Regions from separate parts of the Homo sapiens genome. Here region 1 is linked to region 2. A link is an interaction called in ENCODE POLR2A ChIA-PET data of the cell type or tissue named here. Cell type or tissue: B cell. All regions are shown on one strand. Each heading gives the region's core, and the rest is flanking DNA. Links, peaks and the distances in the headings are about the cores only. Region 1 overlaps CDK2AP1 (cyclin dependent kinase 2 associated protein 1). Region 2 overlaps MPHOSPH9 (M-phase phosphoprotein 9).

Region 1 (5,367 bases), core at 278-5,277, 90 kb after region 2:
CCAGCAAGCTGTCCTTCCACGACACTGTTGGATGAAAGACATGTCTCCACCCAAATTCTTTTGCTTGACCCACTATGGAGATTTTTCTCTGGCTTCTTCAGTCTGAATTCTAGACAGGGCTTGACCGGCGTAAGTAAGCAAGAGAATGGCTTCAGCTGCACACGTGAGGGCGCAGAGAACTGACTACTACCCACGCGGGACCCTGGGTCCACGGGGACAACCCCACAAGACTGCAGCTACCTTCTGCCCGATGAATCTTCCCCAGTCTTTTGTCTCTGTGGTTTGGTGCTTACCTTTTTTTTCTTTCTGCCTCTACTGAACTTCATGAAATATGATCTTTTAATAGACACTAAGGATTCTATTCCTTCTAATACATGACTCCCAGAGGCCACTGGGAATGACATCCCACATCATCACCTCACAAATCTTAGAAACTAACTCAGAGCCTTGGAGAATGTTTTCTGTGAGGACCAGACAGCAAATATTTTGAGCTTTGCAGGCTACAGTCTCTGACACAACTACTTCACTCAAATTTTTTTTGAGACAGCATCTTGCCCTGTCACCCAGGCTGGAGTGCAGTGGCACGATCACAGCTCACTGCAGCCTCAACCTGCCAGGATCAGGTGATCCTCCCACCTCAGCCTCCGGAGAAGCTGGGACTATAGGCACGCACCACCATGCCTGGCTGTTTTATCATTATTTGTAGAGATGGGAGTTTCACTATGTTGCTCCTGGCTTTAGCCTCCCAAACTGCTGGATTACAGGCATGCACCATCACACCTGGACCCACAAACCTTTATTTATGAACACTTAAGTCTGAATTTCAGATAACTTTCACACGTCCCAAAATCATTTTTTTTTTCAACCATTAAGAACCATGCCTGTCGCGGTGGCTCACACCTGTAATCCCAGCACTTTCGGAGGCCGGGGCGGGTTGCCCACTTGAGGTCAGGAGTTTGAGACCAGCCTGGCCAACATGGTACAACCCCATCTCTACTAAAAATACAAAAATTAGATGGGCGTGGTGGTGGGCGCCTATAATCCCAGCTACTCGGGAGGCTGAGGCAGAACTGCTTGAACCCGGGAGGCGGAGGTTGCAGTGAGCCGAGATCGCGCCACTGCACTCCAGCCTGGGTGATAGAGCGAGACTCTGTCTCAAAAAAAAAAAAAAAACAAAAAAAAACCACTATTCTTGGCTCCTGGCTCTTGGGCTGTAGTTGCCAACCTACCTACAATGCTCCTAGCTCCTAACTCCCTGACCCCTCTATGACGTGTTTTCACCCTGCTGTGACATGAGCTTGGTAAGCTTGGGCTTGGCTGTTGGCCAAGGGGTAGCACTAGGTCTTCCTTGTTACTAAAAGACTGGCAGTTTGTACGCATTTGCTGACTTGAACCAGTGCCTTTTCTGGGTGACTGCAAATTACCTGTTGGACTCTGGGACCCAGCATCTTCCCAGGAATTTCCATTCAGGTAAGCAGCACCCCAGCTACCGGAGAGCAGCCCTGGGACCACCCAACTCTCCAGGCGAGACCAGGGTTGGGCTCTGCATCCCTTCCCCCAGGCCCTCTTCAATCACATCCTCTAACCCTGGTAGTCCCAACCTAGCTTTGAGACCCGTCAACCTCTTCACAAAGGTTTCATAAACTCCAGAGCAACCCCGCTCCTGGCAGCAGCCTGTCCTCAACTGGCCCTCGTGTCACTGGGGCATAACTTCAACTACAGCCCCCATTTATGCTACAGATTTACAACCAAAGAAAGTTCCTCTCCCAGGCCGGGCACGGTGGCTCAACGCCTGTAATCCCAGCACTTTGGGAGGCCAAGGCGGGAGGATCACAAGGTCAAGAAATCGAAACCATCCTGGCCAACCAACATGGCGAAACCTGGTCTCTACTAAAAATACAAAAATTAGCTGGGTATAGTGGCGCACGCCTGTAGTCCCAACTACTCGGGAGGCTTGAGGCAGGAAAATTGTTTGAACCCGGGAGGCGGAGGTTGCAGTGGGCCGAGATCGTGCCACTGCACTCCAGCCCAGGTGACAGAGCTAGACTCCATCTCAAAAAAAAAAAAAAGAATGTTCCTCTCCCAGGTTGCTTCTCCAGCCTTTTTAAGAACCCCAAGTCCCAGGCCGGGCGTGGTGGCTCACGCCTGTAATGCCAGCACTTTGGGAGGCCAAGGCAGGTGGATCACCTGAGGTTGGGAGTTCAAGACCAGGCTGACCAACTTGGAGAAACCCTGTCTCTACTAAAAATACAAAAAATTAGACAGGTGTGGTGGCACATGCCTGTAATCCCAGCTACTTGGGAGGCTGAGGCAGGAGAATCGCTTGAACCCAGGAGGCGGAGGTTGCGGTGAGCCGAGATTGCACCACTGCACTCCAGCCTGGGCAACAAGAGTAAAACTCCGTCTCCCAAAAAAAAAAAAAAAAAAAAAAAAAAAAAGAGCCCCAAGTCTCCCCTCATCTTGAATGCGTTCATGGGCTATGGCTCTGCTGCACTGTCGCCTTCTAAAATAGAAATCCTGTCCTACCTCCACTCCCCTTTTATTTCAGAAGGTAGCAACCTATTTAACGTCCTTTCGAAATCAGACGGACAGTCACACCTTAACACGAGTCCCTTGTGCTCTGTCATCTCCTGCCTGCCCTCCCTCTCCAACCATTAAAGAACAAAGTGCTCTCAGCCTCCCTCCCCAGACCCTAGCACAGACCCACACACTTCCTTGGGTCTCCCTCCAAAGAGGTGACAGCAGAGGGCAGTGCAGGCACCGATGAACCCTGAGCTTGGCTTCCCTAGGACCAGTGTCGGCCCACAGGAGCAGACCAGGCAGGGTCGGGGGCAGGGGGCACTTCGAACACACCCTTGAAAGCCAGCAGACCCCCTGGCAGCACACAGGGTAAGAAGGGCTCCCTGCCTGGGCTGCCCTTCCCAGAAGACCCCTCTGAAGACATCCAGCCCCCCAGGCCCCTCGCTACCAGACCCATCGCCTGCCTGAGGCCTCCACCACAGACGGCAACTCTGTAACAAGACAGGAGCTCCCATGAGTGAGCCTCATCCCTAGCCCACCTTCCCACATTTTCCCCAAAAGTCTTTCCAGAGTTAAAGGTCTAGCACTGTGGTCACCGACAGGGCAGCGGGGCCGGGCTTACCGCGCTTCAGCCTCTCCATGGCACTCTTGCTCCCTGCGTACGTGGGTCTGATCTCCTTCCCCAGCTCTTCAATGATGGCCAGCAGCTCCGCGTATTTGCTTTGGGGCACCTGGCTGTTCCCAGTTCCCTAGAATCAGAAAGAAATGGGTTCAGCAAAATCAGCCGGGCGTGGTGGTGCGTGCCTGTAGTCCCAGTTACTCAGGAGGCTGAGGCAGGAGAACTGCTTGGACCCAGGAGGTGGAAGTTGCAGTGAGCCAAGATCACTCCACTGCACTCCAGCCTGGGCAACAGAGCGAGACTCCATCTCGGGGGAAAAAAAAAAAAAAGGGTTCAGCAGCCTGACCCCAAGGCCACAGGCAGGTGGGTGGAGAGGGCCCCGGGCCGGTCAGGATAGGGAACGCAGCCCAGCCTCAGACTTCTGGGGCAGCCACCTCAGCTGGGCCAAGGCACGTCCCATTCTAGGGGACAACTACAAGTTAGGGAGATGGTCCTCACCCTCCTATCCTCACACACTCAGGGAGGCCACCCAGTCGTCTCCAGGAAGCAACTTTATTATCTCCAATGAACAAAACAGGGGAAACAGCTCATTTTGGCACAAAAGAGTCCAAACAGCATTTCCCAGGATGCAGATGGATGGGAGGGCACATCCCAGGTGCCAAGCCTCCAAGCCAGTGGGGAGACAAGAGGCCACACCTGGGCCACCAGGACCACAGCGATCCGCCATGGCCCAGCCAGAGCCTGGAATGCATTCCCTTCTCTCATCCTCCCACCAACAGGGCCCAACCCCCAGAAAACCTTTCCTCCCACCACCACTGGGAGCCCCACAGCAAGCACCCGGATCAGCGAGGCTGGGCTTCCGGCAAGCCCACAAGCCCGCAAGCCCACAAGCCCAGGCTACCTCCCCTTGGCCACCTCCTCCCATAGACACGCCAGCTCCCTGGGCGAGGTCCTTGCCTCCCCCCTCCTCCACCACCGCCTCTGTCCCCTGGCCTCGCGCTCTGTCCTGTCCTCGTCCTGCTCCGGCTGCTCTGCCTCCCCACGGCACTGCCTCCAGGCCTCACGGGCCTCCCGCCTGTCCTGGCGCCGCCGTCGCATGGCCAGAACGTGGCACTGCCAACTCCCGGCTGCCCCTCTGCCTGGCCTCCCACAGCCACCGCTTCTTCAGCCGGTCCCGCTCACAGGCCCACACCTGCTTCTCCTCCTGGGGCAGGGCAGCCTGGTGGGGCATGGCCGGGGAGCCGCCCACTTGGCGAGGAACAGGCTCCATAGCGACCTCAGAACACTGGTGCTGGGGCCCAGCCAGGGAGAGCATCTTCCCGCTGGGACCTTCCCCGGGGCGGCTCATCCCTTGGAGATGTAGGGTGCAGCTGAGATGGTGGCGGCCCCATTCCTGCTGTTCGCCAGCCTGGGCTGGGGGTACTAGGATCACCCTTGGGCTGATGAGGAGCCCGGGTCTTGGGCAGTTACCAAGTGGGGGGTCACAGTCTGGAAAGTGGTGGAACCAGGGAGCGGCCTCGCCCAGGCCACACTCTCAAATACTGGCCCTCGACAAAAGGCAGCTGGGCTCTCAAGACAGGGCCACCTCCTCTCTGCTGGGCCCGCGCCCGTGGAGAGCAAGTGGGAACTGACCCTATCTTCTGTCCCAGCTTGGAGAGCCAGCATCAAGGTCAGGCCTCACTTGCCCAAGAAAGAGGAGTGAGGAGGCCCACTGGAGGAACGCGTGGGGTGGGAGCCTCAGCACAGCTTGGGCTGCTGCCCCTTCCTGGTGCTCTCCTGTCCCCTCCACCTCACACGTCCCCGCGAAGCACAGTCCCCAGTGCCCTCCACTCTGATGTGTTCTGAGCAGGAGCGCAGCCAGGGCCTTGGGCTGAGAAAGCTCCGTCCCATCCTTTCTGCTCCTTCGTCTCTTCCACCAACTTCTCTCCTCTGATGGTGGGAAGCATGTCTCCCCCTGGCCCTCCCACCATGCCATCACCCCCATTGACATACCTGGGTGTAGCCTAGGGACGGTGGCCCGTAGTCACTGAGCAGCTGGCGGTACTGTGAAGACGTTGCCATGCTGGTGGAAGGCGAGTGGACACTCCCAGCTGTGGGGTGGGGAGAGAGAGGCCAGGAGTCAGCTCAGCCAGTTGTACCAAGGCAAGGACTCCGGGTCCTGCAACAGCCCTTGCCCAGGACCCACACCACCAACTGTAGCAGGATGGAGAACCCTGCTCTCCACCTCC
Region 2 (5,367 bases), core at 216-5,215:
CAAACAAAAAACATATATTATATATATATCTCAAGCACACATAGACATACAGGTAATATTCATGCCAACCATCCAGCTTTATAAATCTTGGTTATATATTCTTTAAATTAAGAGTAGAACACTATAAAGACAACTAAAGCCCCTGTGCACCTCTCCAATCTCATTCGTTCCCTCCCAAAAGCAACCATTTATACTAAATTTGTGTTCAGCATTCCCATGCACGTTTTCATACGTTTACTATGTTTGCATGAACCCATAAGAAATACAAAATTGCTTCACATGCTAAAGTCAATATAAATAGTATCCTATTTCTTCTGCAACTAGTTTTTTGTTGTTCCATATTATGTCCTTAAGATTAATCCACGTTGACCGTCTAGCTGAGGATCAGCAAATTCTCTCTGTAAAGGGCCAGAGAGTAAACACTTGAGGTTTTATGGGCCAGTGTCTGTTGCAACTACTCCACTTTGCTGTTGCACAAAAGCTGCCGTAGATGCTATGTAAGTGAATAAGCTTGTATTCCATGAAAATTGTATTTGTGGACACTAAAATTTGAATGTTATACAATTTTCTTTCTTTTTTTTTTTTTGAGACAGAGTCTCACTTTCTCACCCAGGCTGGAATGCAGTGGTGTAATCTTGGCTCACTGGAACCTCCGCCTTCCAGGTTCAAGCGATTCTCCTGCCTCAGCCTCCTGAGTAACTGGGACTACAGGCACATGCCACCATACCCAGCTAATTTTTGTATTTTTAATAGAGATGGGGTTTTGCCATGTTGGCCAGGCTGGTCTCGAACTCCTGACCTCAGGTGATCCACCTGCCTTGGCCTCCCAAAGTGCTGGGATTACAGGTGTGGGCCACCACGCCCAGTCCGTCATACAATTTTCATGTGTCATGAAATATTCTTTTTTCCCAAACATGTAAGAATGTAGAAACCATTCTTTACTCAGGGGCCTCACAAAAACAGGTAGTTCATGCCACATGTGGCCCCACAGGCTGGGGTCTGCCAACTCGGTCTCTGCCACCTGCATTGTCATGATGCAGTGTCATGCTTGAGTGTATGACAGTATTTTCCATATTCCAGCTGTTAGACTTTCAGGTTTTCATTCACTTTTTTTTTTTTTTTTTTTTTTTTTTTTGAGACAGAGCGGTGCTCTGTCACCCAGGCTGGAGTGCAGTGGTGCGATCTTGGCTCACTGCAACCTCCGCCTCCCAGGTTGAAGTGATTCCTCAGCCTCCCGAGTAGCTGGGATTACAGGCCTGCACCACTATGCCTGGCTTATTTTTGTATTTTTAGTAGAGATGGAGTTTCGCCATGTTGGCCAGGCTGGTCTCAAACTCCTGACCTCAAGTGATCCACCTGCCTTGGCCTCCCAAAGTGCTGGGATTAAAGGCGTGAGCCACCACGCCCAGCCTGCATTCACTCGAGTACCCTCTGAATGGGCTTCTACTGTTATCACTCTATCCAGACTGTTCACTAAGCATTAGCCTCCAGCTTGCAAAGACCTTGCAGTCTTCACCTTGATCTCTCAAGCAGCAATGTGAGATTATGACATATATTATACATCAGTTTTCATTCACAATTCCTGGCTCATAACTTTCATATCCCTTGTTGCAGTCAACAGAATCTCTAACCTTCTCCTGTCTTCCTTTTACCTTACCAGGGTAGGACTCTAATCTGATTATGGGTCATAAGACTCTTGTTCGAATCAGAGAGGGTCCTGCCTCATCCTCTGGGGGAAGGAATGCTGCACAAAGAGGCCAAGAAGGATCTGAACAGAAAGGCCTTGCTGGGTTTAGATCACATCCTTTCTGTCCAATCACATTTCAACACAGTCGTCCAAGCTTCAATCAGGCCTGTCCAATGAAACCTCCATAAAATGCCCAAAAGGACAGGGCTCCAGAGCTTCTGGAGAGCTGAACAAGAGCTCATCCACGCACTGAGGGGGCATCACACCCCAGCTCTACTGGGAAAGAAACTCCTGTGCTGGAGATCCTTCCAGACCTTACTCTGTATCTCTTCAACTGGTTGTTTATTTGTATCCTTTAAAATATCATCTGTAATAAGTTGGTAAACATGATTCTCTGAGTTCTATAAGCCACTCTGGCAAATTAATCAAACCCAAAGAGAGGGCTGTGGGAACCTCAACTTGAAGCCAGTTGGTTAGACGTTTTGGAGGCCTGGACTTGCAAATGGTGTCTGAAATGGGAAGTCTTGGGGACTGAGCCCTCAGCTTATGGGATCTGACCCTATCTCTGGGTAGATAGTATCAGAGATGAATGGGAGGCCACCCAGCTAGGTCCCATGAAGAACTGATTGCTCGCTTGCTGGTGAGGAGAAATGTCACACATTCTGGGTCACAAAAGTCTTCTGAGTCTATTTTTGTTGTGCTGGTGTGAGAGCACAGGGAAACACAAGTTGGGTTTTGCACTCAATACCGGTGGCTGCTTGTTTTCCTCTAGCTTTTTGGCAGCGCTTTCTCGGGTTCCTTTGCCAGCTCTCTCTATCCAACACCAGTGTCAGAGTTCTTGCCCCAGGCCTACTTCTCACTAAACACACTCAGTTTACATCCATTCTACAACTTTACGCACCATCTAGAAAGAGACGACTCCAATTTTTTTTTTTTTTTGAGACGGAGTCTTGCTCAGTTGCCCAGGCTGGAATGCAGTGGCGCGATCTTGGCTCCCTGCAAGCTCCGCCTCCCGGGTTCACGCCATTCTCCTGCCTCAGTCTCCTGAGTAGCTGGGACTACAGGCGCCCGCCACCACACCCGGCTAATTTTTTGTATTTTTAGTAGAGATGGGGTTTCACCATGTTAGCCAGGATGGTCTCGATCTCCTGACCTCGTGATCCGCCCATCTCGGCCTCCCAAAGTGCTGGGATTACAGGCGTGAGCCACCGCACCCGGCATGACTCCAAAATTTATCATACCATCCTAAAACCTTATTTTTGAGCTCCAAACTCATTTATAATTGCCTATTTGATTTCCACTTAGAATCGATATGAATCTCAAACAAAAATATTCAAGATGGAAATTCTGATCTCTTCCCTAAGTTCAACACATGAACTAGGTACCTTTAGTTGTTTGAGAGAGAAACCAAGGAATTATTCCAACACCTCCCTTTCTTACCTTGCCATCCAATTCACAACCATATCCTATAGATCCTACCTCTAGAATCTCTCCCGAAGAGTCTCTATTGTCTATTTCTGTGACCACCACCTAGCTAACACCACCTCTCTCCTAGCACTGCACCAGACTAACTAGTCTCCTGCTTCCATTCTTTCCTTCTCCATCTTCTCATGGCAGGTACATTAATAAAAATTAGATAACATCATTTTACCACATAAAAACCTTCAAAGGCTTCCCAATGGACTTAGGGCAAGATCTAACTTTTTTTTTTTTTTCTGAGACGGAGTCTTGCTCTGTCTCCCAGGCTGGAGTGCAGTGGCGCAATCTCGACTCACTGCAAGCTCCGCCTCCCGGGTTCACACCATTCTCCTGCCTCAGCCTCCGGAGTAGCTGGGACTACAGGCGCCAGCCACCGCGCCCGGCTAATTTTTTTTGTATTTTTTAGTAGAGACAGGGTTTCATCGTGTTAGCCAGGATGGTCTCGATCTCCTGACCTTGTGATCCGCCCGCCTCGGCCTCCCAAACTGCTGGGATTACAGGCGTGAGCCACGGCGCCCAGCCAAGATCCAACTCTTGATCACGGCTTAGAAAGCTATAAATGGTCAATCTCTGATTTCATCTAGGGCAACTTTGCCTCTTGCTGGAAATATTCAGGCCACACTAACCTCCCTTAGGCTCTTCAAATATGCTAAGCTCTTTCCTACCTGAGGACTTACCAAGGCAATTTCTCTGCATGGACCACCTCCCAGACACCCCACCCTGCCCACCCTCCCATCCCTCACCCCACACCTCCTGCTCCAGCAATTCTATGCACAGGTGACTCCTCTGCTTATGAGCCTCCTCTAAAGAAAGGCCTTCCCTGGTCCCCAACCCGAAGCTCTCTCTTTTATCTCTCTCAAATGTTCAATTTGTTACTTACATCTTTTCTTTAAAAAAAAAAAAAAAAAAAGAATTTCCTATGTTCTACTAAGATTAATTAACAAAGACCTAGAAAAATCTTCTCTTACAATTTATTTTATTTTATAGAGATGGGCTCTCGCCATGTTGCCCAGACTGGTCTCGAACTCCTGGACTCTAGCGATCCTCCCACCTTGGCTTTCCAAAATTCTGGAATTACAGACGTGAACCACTGTGCCCGGCCCTAGAAAAAGCTCCTCATTTGACAATTACAACTTGGGTCACAAATTACAATTTAAAATCATTTTTCTAATAAATGTCATTATAAAGTTATTATTTACTTATTAATATTCTTTATTTACACCCAAATCATAATAAAATTCAGATCTAATATAAAAATAATGTATTCTGTAAGGGTATCACCAAGACAATGTTGAGATTATAGCCAAGCTAATTCTGAAAGAACTAAAAAAACTAGAAAGAAAACCCATACAACCTAATGAAGATCCATCTTCATAGTTCCTTCCATTAACATAGGAATAAAATGTCTGAAATTTTAGGGCTAAAAGACCTTTTGAGATGTTCTAGCCCCTTGTCCTTATTTTTACAGATAAGAAAAATGAATTCCAAAAAAGGTAAGTGACTTGCCTAAGGTCACACAGCTGGGCAAAGAACAAAATACATTCCAAGGATCCCAATTTGATCCTAAGATATTTCCTCATTTTAGCAAATGCCTCTGCATAAGAGGGTTTACAATGTTCAGTAATTAATCTAACACATTTAAGTTCTGTAATGACATTTAACCCGGACTTTCTTATGATTTAGACAGATGAGTTTCTCGTCTTAATAAAAGCATGCACCTATTTCTAGCTTTATAGAGAGTAAATGAAATAACTTACTTGGCACGCGAGGGTCTCACGTGAATTCTAGAATTATGACGAAGGCTTAACATATTTTCATGTTCTACTTGCTTGACCTGAGCTTCAAGTTTTGAAATCATTCTAATTCAAAAGCAATAAAGATAAATTAAGTACATTTCAACAAATGTAAAATATAGCTCAACCACAGTTTATTTAACAGACCCTCCTAAAAAATGGGTGGTAAAAGAGTTGCAAGTCCATGGCCGGGAATGGTGGCTCACCCCTGTAATCCCAGCACTTTGGGAGGCGGAGGCAGGTGGATCACAAGGTCAAGAGATGGAGAACATCCTGGTCAATATGGTGAAACCCTGTCTCTACTAAAAATACAAAAATTAGCTGGGCATGGCGGTGTACACCTGTAGTCCCAGCTACTCGGGGGGCTGAGGCAGGAGAATCACTTGAACCAGGGAGGTGGATATTGCA

What was found. Peaks named below come from ENCODE experiments on the same cell type or tissue, not always from the same donor. Only the 100,000 strongest peaks of a DNase experiment are listed, where the experiment ranks them.
Region 1: POLR2A ChIA-PET joins it to region 2 with 9 read pairs; 6 of 35 experiments call an interaction of 5 or more read pairs at or near these places.

Annotation. Positions count from the first base shown.
Region 1 is chr12:123,262,054-123,267,420 of GRCh38, forward strand. It overlaps CDK2AP1 (cyclin dependent kinase 2 associated protein 1), which reads right to left. Exons shown (of 4, transcript NM_004642.4): 2 at 5,132-5,229; 3 at 3,143-3,269. Among named protein-coding and RNA genes, the nearest start is that of CDK2AP1, 7.1 kb to the right of the region's middle. RefSeq lists a silencer at 2,985-3,177. In B cell, for the core only: no CTCF peak of the experiment used is centred there; a DNase peak (open chromatin) is centred at 2,728.
Region 2 is chr12:123,171,765-123,177,131 of GRCh38, forward strand. MPHOSPH9 (M-phase phosphoprotein 9) reads right to left here. Exons shown (of 24, transcript NM_022782.4): 16 at 4,924-5,025. Among named protein-coding and RNA genes, the nearest start is that of PITPNM2, 23 kb to the left of the region's middle. RefSeq lists a silencer at 1,405-1,605. In B cell, for the core only: no CTCF peak of the experiment used is centred there; no DNase peak of the experiment used is centred there.